Regions from separate parts of the Homo sapiens genome. Here region 1 is linked to region 2. Evidence: read pairs that join two places in POLR2A ChIA-PET (ENCODE). Cell type or tissue: PC-9. All regions are shown on one strand. Each heading gives the region's core, and the rest is flanking DNA. Links, peaks and the distances in the headings are about the cores only. Region 1 has its middle 40 kb from the start of NFKBIA. Region 2 holds the start of LOC105370449 (a long non-coding RNA gene).

Evidence for each region. ChIA-PET counts read pairs that join two places held together with the same protein. Peaks named below come from ENCODE experiments on the same cell type or tissue, not always from the same donor. Only the 100,000 strongest peaks of a DNase experiment are listed, where the experiment ranks them.
Region 1: POLR2A ChIA-PET joins it to region 2 with 10 read pairs; 2 of 35 experiments call an interaction of 5 or more read pairs at or near these places.

Annotation. Positions count from the first base shown.
Region 1 is chr14:35,360,902-35,369,132 of GRCh38, reverse strand. No RefSeq gene overlaps it. Among named protein-coding and RNA genes, the nearest start is that of NFKBIA, 40 kb to the left of the region's middle. RefSeq lists enhancers at 40-628, 629-1,216, 1,217-1,806, 8,146-8,231 and a silencer at 1,461-1,510. In PC-9, for the core only: no CTCF peak of the experiment used is centred there; a DNase peak (open chromatin) is centred at 3,462; H3K27ac peaks cover 1,254 bases.
Region 2 is chr14:34,551,404-34,559,634 of GRCh38, reverse strand. It overlaps LOC105370449 (a long non-coding RNA gene), which reads left to right and starts at 3,227. Exons shown (of 3, transcript XR_007064114.1): 1 at 3,227-4,936; 2 at 7,845-7,921. It also overlaps the pseudogene RNU1-28P. RefSeq lists enhancers at 3,060-3,290, 2,977-3,534, 3,535-4,092 and a silencer at 6,149-6,325. In PC-9, for the core only: no CTCF peak of the experiment used is centred there; no DNase peak of the experiment used is centred there; H3K4me3 peaks cover 648 bases; H3K27ac peaks cover 505 bases.

The sequences.
Region 1 (8,231 bases), core at 1,512-6,511, 810 kb before region 2:
GGCTCACCCTCCGCCGCCCATCTCTGCAGCGTTTTCCCCGGGGCTGAGCCCAACCAGGATCCCACGGGCCAGAGCCGCAGCGCCGCTGTCCCCAAGACGTGGCCAGAGGGACAAATGTCTGGCACAGCTAGCTGATGTTTAAGTGGTTTTCTTTTGTCTTTGCAATTTAGAGATAACCGTATGAAAAATAGCTGTATTCCGATATCTCAAGAGTTAAAAAATCTCACCCCAGCCGCCCTGCCCCTCGCTGGGTTTGCGGGCTTCTTTCTGGCAGAGTCTGGGAGGGCGTCCCCAGGCATTTGCTCTCCTGCCCCCGCGGTCACCCAGGAGGCCTGGGCAGCCCAGCCCCTCTGTCCAGGAAAGCCCCTGGAGTGGGTGCAAGCTCTGAATCACACGTTCCACCCTGACACCCCTTAGAAATTTAAGCTGCCTGTCATTGATCCTTCTCCGGGCCACTTTTGTACACAGTTCCAGCTGAAGAAAGGCACCAGTATCTGCACATTGCTTAAAAATGAGACTATTCACCTCTCTGGGGTGAGGGGAGAAACAAAAGAAAAAGAAATGAGAATAAACGCACTTCGCATCCCAACATCATAAAATATTACAAAGAGTTTTGCTTTTGCAAAATCAAATAAACTACCCACAACTGTACCTACCAAGTAAAAGTGCACCTTTGTTTGTAAGCAGAGGAATGAGGAAAACAGACTGGGGACACTTGGACTCATTTCCAGAGCATAGCTTTAGGGACCAGCCTCAGGGTGGTTGTAAAGATCACATTCAGAACAATGAGCTCTTCCTAGATGTCAAGTCACTATGCGGGACTGCACCTCCAACCCCAAGGCTACCCACTAACCCCAAACCTTGCCCTCTAAAGCTCAGCTGGGAGTGCAATGGGTTAAAATAAGTCAACCCAATGGAGTGCAGGGGCCCGGGGAGCTCCTCAGCCATGTGGAGTCCTGGTTTGCCCCCATGCCAGGCTGCTACAGGCAGGGCCCATTCATCCAAATGAACCCCTGAGCTGCTGGGGCAAGAGGGTGAAAGGAGAAGATGTCCCTCCCAGTTGGTTCCCAGGTTTGAGGGAGAAGCACAGATCCTGCCTCCATCCAGCCCAGAAGAGAAGAAGGGTCCTCCTGGGGAAGAGGTGGCCTGACCCCCATGCAGGGCTGGGAGGAGGCGGGTGAGGGGGCTGTTGTGAAGCTGCAAGTTCCCTTTGCATACCGAAAGCTTCTAGTTGCAGCCGGATGTAGGGGAAAGTGCCGGGGGAGATAAGGGGCCCCATGAGCAGAGCACCCCACCATGGGAAGATAAAAATAGAAATACAGTTCTCCCCACCCCCACCCCAGCCAAAGAAAGTGTGAAAAGCCACTCTGGAATGCCACAGAAGCAGCCATGCAAATTAAACTCATTAAATGAAATAGTACAAGTACAGGGCCTAGCACTAGCTTGCCACATGGTAGGTGCACAGTGAATGTTGCTCCCCTTACACACACACACACACACACACACACACACACACACACACACAGCTGTGTCTGGCCCTACCACAAGCTGAAATGCACATTTACTTGATATATTCATCCGGCTCCTCTTTGAGAGGCATGACCTCGGCTGCCCAAACTTGCAGGCCTCCCCGTAACTGGCCACAGCAATCCCAGCACAGAGCCCCTGGTGTGGAAGGGGCATGACAGGGCAGCCTCAGCCTCAGGTGTCAGCCCTGGTGGGCTGGGTTCCAGGCAAACATTCTGAGGCAAAGTCTCCACGAGGGTGAAGGTTCTCCCAGAGCTGGCCCTTCTGACTCCAGGCACAGGGCCTGGGGCGCCTCGTCACTTCTCCCTCCTTTCTGCCAACCAACCTCCCCCGGCTCCACATTTGCAGACAGGTAGCCAGGCCCCTCCACCTCAGGCTCCCTGCAGGGTGGCCCTGGGATGTCAGGTCTGGGGTGGGCAAGGGGAGGCTGGAAGACAGTCTCCCAGTGACTCAAGCTAGGCTGACCCCTCACTACAGAGGAGTCAACCCCTCCATTTGGATGTGGAGCTTCGGTCTCCTCCACCACACACTTGCACGAAGGGTTGGGAGACTGGGTATGGGGAAGGAAAGGGATAACGCTGAGGGCTGAGCCCTGGGGGGTAGTGCCAACCTGGATTTTGCAACAGAGCAGGCTGAGAGCGAGGACCATGTACAGAGAACCCACTGTGTGCCGGCTCTATGCCAGGCCTTTGCATAGTTTCATTTCATCTTCACCACAAGTTGGTCAGGTAGGTGTTCAAGACCCATTTTATAGATGAAGAGACTGAAGCCCCGTGTTCAAGACCCATTTTACAGATGAAGAGACTGATGCCCACAGAGTTGAATTTAGTTGCCAGAGTCACACAGCTATCTGAGAGGGGTGGCCTCTGGCTCCATTGGAGGTGCTGTGTTTTCTGACTGAGGGTTGGGGCTGGTGTGGATCTGGGTAAAAGGCTGCGGATGGACTTCTGGCTGCAGCCCAAGGAACCATGTGGGGCAAGGCTGGCTCGGTGAGCATGCAGCGCTGTCACAGAGGGGTCGGGACTGTGGGCACCCTGCTGGCCAGTGGAGGGCTGTGGAAGAGGTTTGCACAGGCCTCGCTGTCCCCGAGGTCACCAGGCCTTCTCCCCTGGAGTAAGTGGGGGTCCCCAAGCCTTAGACTCCAGCGTGGGTGATGACTTCTTTCTGCCTTCCCAGTTGATGCCCTTGGAAAAGCCCCTGACTCCATCATGGGCCACAGAGTGCTGTGTAATTTCCTCTGTGGGTCAGCCCTCCACTGAAGGCTGTGACGGGGACATGACTCAGGCCTTGGCCTGCCACCGACAAGCCACCAGCTGCATGGATCCCAGCTGACTCGGTGGACACAGAAGCGGCGCCTGCTGGTTTCTGCCATTTATGCTTCATCCTACACTAGGAGAGGTGCGCCCGCCGAGGGGATGGGCCAGGCAGATTGTGGGTCACACTGGACCCACAGCATGTCAGGAACTGGGACCAGTTCTCGGTCATCGCTGGGGAGAACCGTGACTGAGACAGACCCTCCGCCAGGTCTGGAGCAAGTCAGCCAGGATCCTCCAGGCTCAAGAATCTCAGTGGCACCAGCAAGCTATTGGAGCTGGGCCTGCTCTCCCCATCTACTCCCAAGTAAGAACATTTTCCATCTTCCCACAGGAAGTGACCCACAAGTGAATTTGCTCTTTTTGGAGAAAGGTGCTTTGCTTAGATAATTAAAAAAAAAAAGAAACCAAACCCATTCAGTGGTTACTTCAAGCTGCCTTCCAGGAATTCACCATGGATATACAGGGCCTTGAAAGGCCTCAGCTGACAGCAGGTCTTTGGAAAACAAGAAAGGTCATCTTTGGATCCCTTGTTCTGAGCTGACAGTGGCCTCCCCCTCAGGGTGGGGAAGCACAGGCCAGGGCACCAGTCATACTTCTGGGCAATTCGAAGTCATGTGTTCTGTGTCACCAAGGCCGTGACTCACCCCTGTGCTTGCCGAAGCTCATTCACAAAGGGGTGAAACTGCTCTACAAGCACTTTTCTGAGTGAGGCTGCCCACCTCCCAGAGGGGAAAACGGGCCCCACGGGAGGTGGGCCTGGCCCTCCCGGGTTCAAGCCGTCCAGGCAGGGGCCCCTCAGGGCCAGGACCAGGAGAGTTCAGTTCTGTGTCCCCACCCCTTAGGACTTCAATAAATTCTGTTAGATGAATGAACCAACAGCAGAAGAAATGAAGTGAAGCTGGCACAAAACCCTAAAGCTCCTCCTTTCGATGTAGACGTTCCCTGTGTTCTTGCTCCTCGGGGAAGAGGAGAGATGCTTGTGTGACCCATGGGAGGGAGGCTGGACCTCCTCAGAGTGAGCCAACAGCGGCTGAGGGCACAGAAGTCACATGCCCAGGGCCGGCTCTCCCTCCACATCCCTCTAAGAAGGTGGGAGCTGTCCTGGAATCCTTTGAGGGGGTAGGGCCACTCAGTGTCCGGGCTATTTCTGGAATTACAAACAGCTCATGTTGGTTGAGATCCTCAAAGGAGTTTCATTTATTTATTTATTTTTTTATTTATTGAGACAGAGTCTCACTATGTTGCCCAGGATGGTCTCGAACTCTTGGCTTCAAGTGATCCTCCCACCTCAGCCTCCCAAAGTGCTGGGATTACAGGCATGAGCCACTATGCCTGGCTCAAAATAGTTTTTTATTTCTTTTTAATCTTTATTCATTTATTTTTTGAGACAGAGTCTTGCTCTGTCATCCAGGCTGGAGTGCAGTGGTGCGATCTTGGCTCATTGCAACCTCTGCCTCCAGAGTTCAAACGACTCTTGTGCCTCAGCCTTCTGAGTAGCTAGGACTATGGTGGTGCGCCATCATACCTGGCTTTTTTTTTTTTTTTTTTTCTGGAGACAGAATCTGTAGCTGGGATTTTAGGCATCTGTCTCCACACCCAGCTAATTTTTGTATTTTTAGTAGAGACAGGGTTTCACCATGTTGGCCAGGATGGTCTCAAACTCCTGGCCTCAAGTGATCTGCCCACCTCGGCCTCCCAAAGTGCTAGGATAACAGGTGTGAGCCACCACACCCAGCCAAAAGAGTTTTTTTTTTTTTAAATTATTGTTATTATTATTGTGCTCCTTAAAACAACAAAGGCCAGGTGACAGATGCTAAGAGCCCAGTCTAGACTGGTGCAGTCAGGCCGGGAGGAGTGAGCAGCCACTTGTGGGCCTCGGTCAGGCTGTCCTGACAGAGAGGACAGAGTAGGTGGCTATCCATGCTGCAGGTTCCGCCACCCTACAGCATCTCCTCCCTGCCTGGGAATCCCATGTTTAGTTGCTCCTGTAGGTTGGACAGCCATGATTGGGGCAGCTGCCACCCAGAGATTGTGGGGACAGTTCTGGGCTTGCCTAAGGGCTCTGGAGTCTGGAATCTGGACCACATAGTACAGCAAGAGAAACAGCACACAGCTCATCCTTGAGCGTATCTAATATATCAAAATGATTCCAGAATTAATGAGACCTCCTGGGTACCTAGTACCTAAAGGCTTAACTGGGATAGCACTCCACCCCACCCCCCATCCCACCTGCCCCACCTCTCGCAAGACATATTCAGTCCTCCATAGAGACACCTCCCTTAATGCTAAGGAGTTCACTCAGCTCAGACTTCTGGAGTGGGGAAACGGAGGCTTTCTCCATCCAGACTCATCATCCTGGAATTCTTTATTTCTCTCTCCTGATTGCGGTTTTTTTTTCTATATTCCCTATTTTTTCACTTTTTCTTTTTCACAGTCTTTTTTTTCTTGAAATATTTCTCCTTTTCTTTCTTTGTCTTCTCCTTAGTAAATCAAATTGCCTAATTGTCAACCTGGCAGGTGGGGACTGGAACCCAGGGAGGATGTGGCACCGGACAGAGGCTTCCAATGGAGGCAACAGCTTGGTCCACCCACATGGCGGCAGATCCACGCATCTCCCTGGACCTTCCGTGTCTGAGCGTCCATCTGGGAGCCTCCACCAAGGGGCATGAGAGAACAGAAGCGGAGGAAGACCCTGAGAGTTGGCTTCCTAAGAGAGAAAAGGGTAACGAGAATGACATAAGAGTTTTGTTAGGCTGATCACACTAATGGCCAAAACACTGAAGCTGAGTGGGTCAGCGATGCAGCAGGCATTAGTGCCAGCTGGAGAATACAAGTTTGCCCTGCACTTAGGGCCGCACCATCCATGTGGCAGGATTTCTCACTCCTGGGGCCTTCCACAGACGTGCATTTTACCATATTCTCTAACCATAAACAAACGAAAACTCTCGTGGCATACAGCTTTCAAAGACCATTGTCTCGAAAAGGAAATTGGGACTGCATTTTCCCACAAGTTCAAGGAGTTTTGATTACTCAGAACGCCCTCTCGACATTCTTGTGAACATTTGAGAAATTCCCACTGCCTCCTGTTGCCCTCAGTGCAGGAAGCCAGGGATATGCACACTCAGACAAGCGCTTCTGGGCTCACAGCAACTGCACAAACCATTGCATAACTGCAAGCAGGGTGCGTGTGTGTGTGTGCAAGTGTGTGTGTGCGTGCGTGCACGTGTGTGCATGCATGTCTGCGTTGTGTCCATATGCGTGTGCGTGTGTGTGCATGTGTCCGTGTGCGTGCATGTGTACATGCGTGCGTGCCTGTGCGTGTGTGCGCGTGTGTGTGCGCGCGCGCGTGTGTGTGTGTTACTTTGCTTGATAATGAAAGGAAATGCAAATAAAGAAATACTGGCTTCTGGTAAATTTATGCCTAAAAGATTACTTCATTCCAAATCTTTCTGGACTACACACCTCCTCAAAATTCCTCCCCAATTTTTTTTCCAGGAGCTTATTTCCCAGAGTGGTGTTCCAGGATTGCTGCAGGACATGTGACAATGGAATTACTTCTATGAGAGCCCGATTTTGGGGCTCAAAGTTGTCCTCAAGCCCAGAGATGGATGCAGGGACTCTCCAAGGTAGAAGGGCCTTCTGGCTACCAGCCACCCATGCAAAGTGAAACTCCAGGCACGAAAAAGACATGGGGAGTCTTGGCAAATACTGAAGCCACTGCTGGAAAAGAAGGAAGGCCCCATGTGAGCCTGCCCTCACCATTCCATGGAGACAGATGAGCCCGTGGGAAGCTGAATGTGCTAGGGGAGATCTTTGTGCCCTGCTAACCAGTGGCCTGCCAGAAGCCCAAAAAGTGCCAGGAGGGAGCAGCGACAGGAAAGCAGAGAATTCTGGAAAATAAGGTTTCCCAGCATCATCTGCCTGGGTGAATGTCGTTGGCAGGTAGACATCTGTCTCAATTTCTAAAGAATGATCTGATTTTCTAAAAAAGGAGAAAGAAGGGAAGGAGGGAAGAAGGAAGGAAGGGAAAAAAAGGGAAAAGTAAAGAAAAAATAAAAGAACTCCGGGCGCAGTGGCTCACGCCTGTAATCCTAGAACTTTGGGAGGCTGAGGTGGGCAGATCACCTGAGGTCAGGAATTTGAGACCAGCCTGACCAACATGGTGAAACCCCATCTCTACTAAAAATACAAAAAAAATTAGCTGGCTGTGGTGGCGCGTGCCTGTAATCCCAGCTACTCGGGAGGCTGAGGCAGGAGACTCGCTTGAACCCGGGAGGCGGAGGTTGCGGTGAGCCGAGATTGCACCATTGCACTCCAGCCTGGGTGACAAGAGCAAAACTGCATCTCAAAAGAAAAAAAAAAGAAAGAAAAAATAAAAGAAAAGGAGATATAAAAGTTCTAGATCTGTGCTGTTCACTGCCCACATAATGCTAGTGAGCACCGAAATGTGGATGGTCTGAAACGGGATTCACTGTAAATGTAAAATAGACACTGGGTTTCAAAGGCTCAGTGAGGAAAAGGGACTGTAAAATAAGTAACAGTCATTGTCATCAATTACATGTTGAAATAATCTTTTAATTATTTTTTATTAAACAAAATAGATTAGAATTCATTTCACCTGTTTTTATTTTTCATTTTTTGAGAGGGAGTCTCACTCTCACCCAGGCTGGAGTGCAGTAGCATGATCTGGGCTCACTGCAACCTCTGCCTCCTGGGTTCAGGTGATTCTACTGCCTCAGCCTCCCCAGTAGCTGAGATTACAGGCGCCTGCCACCACACCTGGCTAATTTTTGTATTTTACTAGAGACTGGGTTTTACCATGTTGGTCAGGCTGGTCTCGAACTCCTGACCTCAGGTGATCCACCCATCTCAGACTCCCAAAGTGCTGGGATTATAGGCGTGAGCCACTGTGCCTGGCCCGTTTCACCTATTTTTAAAATGTGGCCACTAGAACGCTGCCAGCTCCATCTGCACCTGCCCTCTATTTACAAGGCAGGGCCGTCTCAGGTGGTAACTTTGGGATGACAGCCCTGGTCCCAGCCCCGCTTCAACTTCCCACCAAATCATGAAGGTCTCTTGCTCAGCCCCTTTCCCGGAACGGGGCTGGAAGTAAACTAGCCCAGGTGTGTGGGTATCTAGACTTTTGGGTTCTCCAGATAAAATCCAAGCATCTCCCTGAAAAACCCTTTTGTTTTTTTTTTTAAAATAGAGATGAGGTCTCCCTATGTTGCCCAGGCTGGTCTTAAATTCCTGGCCTCAAGTGATTCACCTGGCTCAGCCTCGCAAAGTGCTGGGATTACAGGTGTGAGCCATCATGCCTGGCCCTGTTTTGCTGTTTAAGCAGCTATTTTCTGAGTGCTGCTTGACCTTTTAAAATCCTGCACTTCA
Region 2 (8,231 bases), core at 1,572-6,571:
GCTGGAGTGCAATGTCGCGATCTCGGCTCATTACAACCTCCGCCTCCTGGGTTCAAGTTTTTCTCCCGCCTCAGCCTCCGGAGTAGCTGGGATTACAGGAACCCGCCATCATGCCCAGCTAATTTTTGTATTTTTTAGTAGAGACGGGGTTTCACCATGTTGGCCAGGCTGGTCTTGAGCTCCTGACCTCAGGTTATCCGCCCGCCTTGGCCTCCCAAAGTGCTGGGATTACAGGCGTCAGCCACCGCGCCCGGCCCAGAATTTTTTTTTTTTTAATTATTTTACATGAGAGGCCGGGTGCGGTGGCTCACACCTGTAATCCCAGCACTTTGGGAGGCCGAGGAGGGCAAATCACGAGGTCAGGAGATGGAGACCATCCTGGCCAATATGGTGAAACCCCCGTCTCTACTGAAAACACAAAAATTAGCCAGGCGTGGTGGCGAGCACCTGTAGTCCCAGCTACTTGGGAGGCTGAGGCGGGAGAATCACTTGAACCCGGGAGACGGAGGTTGCAGTGAGCCGAGATTGCGCCACCGCTCTCCAGCCTGCTGACAGAGTGAGACGCCGTCTCAAAAAAAAAAAATACATATATATATGTGTGTGTGTGTGTGTGTGTGTGTGTGTGTGTGTGTGTGTGTGTGTGTATAAAACATTAGAAGAAAATCAAATGAGTCCAGAGAGTTTGTTGTGGCCCTAGGACTTGTAACAGGACACGTAAATTCTGGGGCTGAGGCTGCCATTGTGGGGTGGCCTTTGGGGGTTCTATGCGCTATGCGCTGATGCTGAGCAAGCAAAGAGAAGCAAGAGTTTGGAGCAAACAGAGAGAAGCAGGGAGGCTTTCCGTGACCCCCTTGTCTAATATGTTAAGCCCTCAACCCCAGCCTTTTCTCTCCATGCCCTCTTCTCTATCCCTTGGTCCACGTTTTTCCCCCTTCTGCTTCGTATTATTGCTTGTCTGCTCACTGTCCGTCTCCCCGTTCCGTTTCTCTATTGCTTCACGAAAAGACCACCCTCAAAACGTAAGGGCTTTGCAACAACAGTGATCATTCATTTGTATCCCAAGTCCGCAGTTTTGATGTTCTGCTCCCTGATGCCTAGGGTCTCGGCTGGGGACTGAAACCGTTTCCATGCATTTCTCTCCACAAAGCCTCGGGCTTCCTCACGACACGGCAGCCTGCGTAGTCAGCCTTCTTCCATGGCGGCGCAAACCTCCAAGACGATTCCGGTAGACCCAGATGGGAGCTGTAAGGATGCCTCCGACCCAGCCTCGGGAGACCCTGGACATCACTTCTGCCACATGCCGTTGTGCAAGGTAGTCACTAAGGCCAAACCAGATCCAAGGAGAGGGGAATTGGACTCTACTTCTCGATGGGAGAAGTAGTAAAGATAAGAAACTTCTCAGGCTACTGTCCAAAAAAATCGGCTGGGCGCGGTTGCTCTCACGCCTGTAACCCTAGCACTTTGGGAGGCCGAGGCGGGCGGATCACCTGAGGTCAGAAGTTCAAGACCAGCCTGGTCCACTAAAATACAAAAATTAGCCGGGCATGATGGCGGATGCCTGTAATCCCAGCTACTCGGGAGGCTGAGACGGGAGAATCGCTTGAACCCGGGAGACGGTGGTTGCAGTGAGCCGAGATCACGCCACTGCACTCCAGCCTGGGCGGCTGAGCGAGATTCCGTCTCAGAAAAAAAAAAAAAATCGAGGACGACTCACCATCTAAGCATAAAACGAAGGTTGAACAGATTACATAGAATATCTCAGATCGTGTGAGTTGACTATAAAACATAACAGTGGCTGGACGTGGTGCTTCACGCCTGTAATCCCAACACTTTGAGAGGCTGAGGTGGGCAGATCACCTGAGGTCGGGAGTTCGAGACCAGCCTGACCAACATGGAGAAATCCCGTGTCTACTAAAAATACAAAATTAGCCGGGCGTGGTGGCGCATGCCCGTAATCCCAGCTACTCGGGAGGCTGAGGCAAGAGAATCGCTTGAACCCGGGAGGCGGAGGTTGCGGTGAGCCGAGATCGCGCCATTGCACTCCAGCCTGGACAACAAGAGCGAAACTCCGTCTCACATAAGAAGAAGAAGAAGAAGAAGAAGAAGAAGAAGAAGAAGAAGAAGAAGAAGAAGAAGAATACAATAATAATAATAGTGTATTTACAGATTTTCCCAAGTGTTCAAAAATGGTTTGTTGTCCAGCGTTATACACTTAACTCGACCGGTGCACGGTTTGCATAGTGGACAACTTTGTACTTTGTCCTGATTTTTTTTTCCCTCAAAGTAAGAGGCTTGATTCCCCCCCGACTCCACCCGGCCCCCCTCCTTTAGGTTTTCCTAGGTTTCGTCGCCGCCTATGTTAGTTACAGCCGTTTCTGACAGGCCTACCAGGGAAGATGCTCAAGGAAAACGATGTTCTGTCAAGCTGCTTGGGGAAATCTTAGTGCTTAATGTTTAACCGGGGGGAGGAGGCGAACCTCATAATAGTTGTGCCCTGTGGGGAAGACTTCTGTTGGGCTGGCGAGAAGAGAAGGGGCCGAAACTTGCTTTTTGCTGAAAGGAAGGTGAGCCCAAACCCGAGCCCTGCCCGGCCCAGACGCTAGATCCCTTGGGGACTGGGCGGTGGGGCCGCAAACTCTCTTTCGCTCGCTCGCTCGCTCGCTCGCTCTCTCTCCCCCTCTTTTCTTCCTTCTCTCTCTCTCTATCTTCCCTCTGTCACTGTCTCTCTCTCTCTCTCTCTCTCTCTGTCTTCTCTCTCCCCTCTCTCCTGTCTCTCTCTCTCTCTTCTCTCTGTCACTGTCTTTCTGTCTCTCTCTTCTCTCTGTCACTGTCTCTCTCTCTCTCTCTGGCACTCTCTCGTCCTCTCAGGCCTCCCTTTCAGGTCCCAGACTCCCGGCCGCGCGCCCACTTGCGCCCAACCAGCCCCGGAGACACCCAGGCCTGTCCCACGCCGTCGGTAGGTCCCCGGTCCGGGAGCGGGAGAGACCGGAGCGCCGGGGACGACCCCGGCAAGGGCGTGGCGTATGCAGATGAGCACGGCGCGCGGAGGCTGCCGGTCACGCTCGGCCTGGGACCCCATGTCCCGCGCGCGATATCCGAGTGCTGTCGGGGTGTCTTCCCCTAGCGGCAACGGTGGAGCGAGGGGGCTGGAGAGGGTGAGGGGGCTGGGGCCGCACGAGAGAAGTGACCGTGTGTTGAGAGTGTGGTGGGCGCGAGGGTATGAGAGGAAGCCGCACGGCCAGTCCATACTTACCTGGCAGGGGAGATACCATGATCACGAAGGTGGTTTTCCCAGGGCGAGGCTTATCCATTGCACTCCGGATGTGCTGACCCCTGCGATTTCCCCAAATGTGGGAAACTCGACTGCATAATTTGTGGTAGTGGGGGACTGCGTTCGCGCTTTCCCCTGCCTTACTGGAAGTTGAAAGGTAGCTGTTATTATGATCGGCGCTGGGTCTGGATGTGTGGTGTTCAAAACACGGGCTGCTGGGCAGTTCGCTTTCGTTTTCACGTTTTTGTGGGGGTAGGGCGATTGCTGCTTTTTTCTCACCCCGCGGGGGATCCTTTAGTAACGCGCCAATTATACTGTGGGTTTATGTTCTCCAGGGTATTGTCGTGAAAACGTCACGATCTCGTGCTTTCTCCAGGCCAAAGCCGCGTTTTTCCTGCAAGTTTGGGGTGTGTAGAGGAAAAAGCCAGAACTGCTTTCTCTTCCCTGGGGAAAATATCCCAGGGTCTTGGTAACCGCTGGCAGAAACGACAGAATACGTACGGGGCGGGCAATTAATCCTGGTCCAGGGAAGTATCCGGCTTAGAGGTTTAGGAAGGACCTGTCGGGGTTGAGTTCCCCACCCAGGGGGAGATCGAGTCCGCGGGAGCTGCTGATCCCACCCAGGCAGCTGCTGGGCTTGTTGGCAGCAGCGTCTTCTGGAAGGACTAGAACGGAGTCATCCCACTCCCAGAGAAGCAGGCGTGTCATGCATGACAGTGAAGGCCGGACTACAAGGCCCTCAAGAACAGGAGACTTTGGGTCCTCGCTAACGGCCTTGGGAGACCACGCAAGACTGGTCAGAAAAGCCAGGTAGAAAGGCTTTTCATGGGCCGCGCGCGGTGGCTCACGCCTGTAATCCCAGCACTTTGAGAGGGCGAGGCGAGCGGATCACTTGAGGTCAGGAAGTTCGAGACCAACCTGGGCAACATGGTGAAACCCCCGTCTCTACTAAAAATACAAAAATTAGCCAGGCGGCGTGGCGCGTGCCTGTAATTCCACCTGCTCCAGAGGCTGAGCCATGAGAATTGCTTGAACCCGGGAGGCGGAGGTTGCGGTGAGCCGAGATCGCGCCATTGCACTCCAGCCTGGGCAACAGAGCAAGACTCCGTCTCAAAAATAAATAAATAAATAAATTAATTAATTAAAGAGTGCAGACTCTTAGGCCCCACCTTTGCTGTATCTGCTGAGTCCGAATGTGCATTCTGTCCACAGTGAAGTTTAAGAAGCACTGATCGAACGTGCTGTATGTTTTAGTTTTCTATCTAACGTCACCCACTTGGAATGTAAGCTCCAGGTCAGCGATTCTTGCCTATTTTGTTGACTGCTTCCATCCACAGGTGACTAGAAAGCTGCCTGGCTTTCAATATATTTGTTGGATTAATCTATTGACATCAGGTGCCCAGGTTCTAGCTCTGAGCCCAGGGGAGATTAATACTGTGTCTTTCCTACAGAGAAATCACAGAGTTGCAAATCCTCCCTGCTCAGCTTCATCAGCACTTAATACCATTTGCTCGAGCTCCTGGGTGAGAGCTACAAAACTAGTCCCTGAGCCCAGTGGGAGGATCCACTAGTCCACACCCTCGACCTCTGTCAGCCTCTTCAGCCCCTTCTCGCTTGAGGAGAATGTGATCGTTGTTACAGGCATCAGAAAAAGGCAAGTTGGGGGTAAGCACCTTATTTTTCTCACACCCCTGCCCCTTGTATTTACCCAGTGGTTTAACCTGGTTTGAGCCAACATCATCTTGCCTGGATTGGCAAGTCTCCTGATTGGTCTCCCTGCTTTTCACTTCATTTCATTTTTTTATCAGAACATGCCACACCTCTGCTCAAAACCTGGTTCACCCAGATTTAAAGCTTTACTGTGGTGTCTACAAGACCCTCATGATCTTACCCCCACCCAGTCACCTCTGTGACTGACATTTCATACAACTCTCTTTAATTTTGCTCCCGACACAGGGCCTCCTTGCTGTTCGCCAAACCCAGTCCTACCTGGGCCTTTGCTGTAGCTGATGTTTGTGCTGGGGATGCCCCGTGACCAACTCCCTTCACCTGCTTCAAGTCCTTTGCTCATACGGTACCTTCTCATAGCAGCTTCTTCCAACCACTCGATTTAACACAGCCACCTGCCCCTTGCCGCAACTCCTTATCTCACTTTCCCTGTGTTTGTTTGCTTTTTCAAAGCACTTAGCACCTAACCTACGAATTTACCTATGCAGCCCGGTGTAGATTTTCTCTCTCCCACCCCCGCCCCCCACCTCCCCGCGCTTCTCGTTGTCTAACTAGAATACGGGCACCGAGGCCTTTTTGCTCCCAGAGGCCTGGAACAGTGTCTGGGCACAGGCTATGCGCTCAGTGAACGGTTGTTGAATGGACGAATTCTTCTTTATTGTTATTAAGTATTTATTTATTTATTATTTATTTGAGACGGAGTCTCGCTCTGTCGCCCAGGCTGAAGTGCAGTGGCGCGATCTCGGCTCACTGCAAGCTCCGCCTCCCGGGTTCACGCCATTCTCCTGCCTCAGCCTCCCGAGTAGCTGGGACTACAGGCGCCTGCCACCACGCCCGGCTAATTTTTTTGTGTTCTTAGGAGACACAGGGTTTCACCGTGTCATCCAGGATGGTCTCGATCTCCTGACCTCGTGATCTGCCCGCCTCAGCCTCCCAAAGTGCTGGGATTACAGGCGTGAGCCACCGCGCCCGGCCTTATTTATTTATTTATTTATTTATTTTTATTGAAACTAAGTCTCGCTGTCACCCAAGCTGGAGTGCGGTGGCGCGATCTCGGCTCACTGCAACCTCCGCCTCCCGGGTTCAAGGGATTCTCCTGCCTCAGCCTCCCGAGTAGCTGGGACAACAGGCGTGCGCGCCACCACGCCCGGCTAATTTTTTGTATTTTTAGTAGACACGGGGTTTCGCCATGTTGGCCAGGCTGGTCTCGAACTCCTGACCTCAAGTGATCCAACCGACTCGGCCTCCCAAAGTGCTGGGATTACAGGCGTGAGCCACCGCGCCCGGTCTGAATGGACTAATTCTTAATGTCATCCAAGAGGAAATCAGAATATTTAGAAAGGAGCCAGGAGCCAGGGTTCACCCAGGGCGCGGTGCAGGGTTATCTTTTTTTGTTGTTGCTTTTTGACTCGCTCTGTCGCCCAGGCTGGAATGCGGCGCCGCCATCTCGGCTCACTGCAACCTCCGCCTCCGGGGTTCAAGCGATCCTCCCGCCTCAGCCTCCCGAGTAGCTGGAACAACAGGGGCGCGCGCCACCAACGCCCGGCTAATTTTTGTATTTTTTGTAGAGAAGGGGTCTCGCCATGTTGGCCAGGCTGGTCTGGAACTCCTGGGCTCAAGCGATCCGCCCACCTTGGCCTTCCAAAGTGCTGGGATGACAGGCGTGAGCCACCGCCCCCTATCGGGTTATCCTCTTTGATCACAAAACGGGCAATTTCTTGAGTCCAAGTCAGAAATGACCAGAGGGTACTTTGTGGGGCCACCCTGTGTGCGGGGGCGGGGAGGGGAAGCTCCAGTGCCGCGGGGAGAAGGCTGAACGGCGTCTGATCCCTACTCTGGGGCTCCCGGGAGGGGCGCCGCGTGGCTGCCACTGAAGAGGACCCGGCTTCCTTTCTTCAAACTCAAGACTCTTGAGTTTTCCTTCCAGCGTCACTACATTCGGCTACTAGATAGATATTCTGAGGTGGTTCATGTCACTTTTACTCAGGAAGACACGACAAACAAAAGTTACCACGATTTCTTACTGAGGTGGTTTCGCACTTAACGTCAGTGGGCGAAAACTCGCAGCCTCAGTTTTCTTTTCTTTTCTTTTCTTTTTCTTCTTTTTTTTCTTTTTGAGACGGAGTTTTTACTCTGTCGCCCAGGCTGGAGTGCAGTGGCGCGATCTCGGCTCACTGCGGCCTCCGCCTCCCCGATTGAAGCGATTCTCCTGCCTCAGCCTCCCGAGTAGCTGGGATTACAGGCACGCGGCACCATGCCCAGCTAATTTTTGTATTTTTAGTAGAGATGGGGTTTCACCGTGTTGGACAGGCTGGTCTCGAACTCCTGACCTCAAGTGATCCACCTGTCTCGGCCTCCCAAAGTGCTGGGATTACAGGCATGAGCCAGCACCCCCGGCCTTAATTTTTCTTTCTCCTCTTCTTCGATTACTATTATTTTTTTTAAAATAGAGACAGGTTTCCCTATGTTGCCCAGGCTAATCTCAAACTCCTGGTTTCAAGTGGTCCTCCTGCCTCAGCCTCCCAAAGTTGCTGGGATTACAGGCTTGAGCCACCGCACCCGGCCACAAGTGCCCTTTTTAAATAAGCTCCTATTTTTTTGTTGTTGGTTTTGTTGTTTAATTGTTGTATAACCGGTTTTATTCCATCAAATTGAGTTCTCTACAAAGGATATCATTTTATACCTGACCATGGTTTATCCTTTTGGTGAGTTATTGGTTCTCTCTCTCCAAATAGCATCATTATTCCCTAAGGTCCAACGTCATACATGTGCCAATTTGTTTCAGCCCGGATGCTTTTCCAGTCCACTGTGAAACTCACTCTCTGCCATACCCCTTTTCTTTCAGAAGGCATACAAGTACCAACTAGGTGTCTCTTTCTCCAAGGAGCTCCACAAAATATTCCATCCAGAGTGCAGATGATGGTAGGTAGTCTTTAATTTACACAGGTGTCTTCCCAGTAGGTTTACGGGAGAATCAAGAGAATGAAAGAACACATGTTCCTCAGTCAGAGGGCCTATCTGTATGGGAACTGCCAGCGAAAAGTAACAAGTAGAAAGTTTACCCGGAAAATCAACAACCTGCATTGATCTATCACCAGATGAAAATTGGGAAATTTCAGAGGAACTTGAAGCATAAGTAGCACCAAAGGGCCGGGGGCAGTGGCTCACGCCTATAATCCCAACACTTGGGGAGGTGGAGGCGGGCGGATCACTTGAGGTCAGGAGTTTGAGA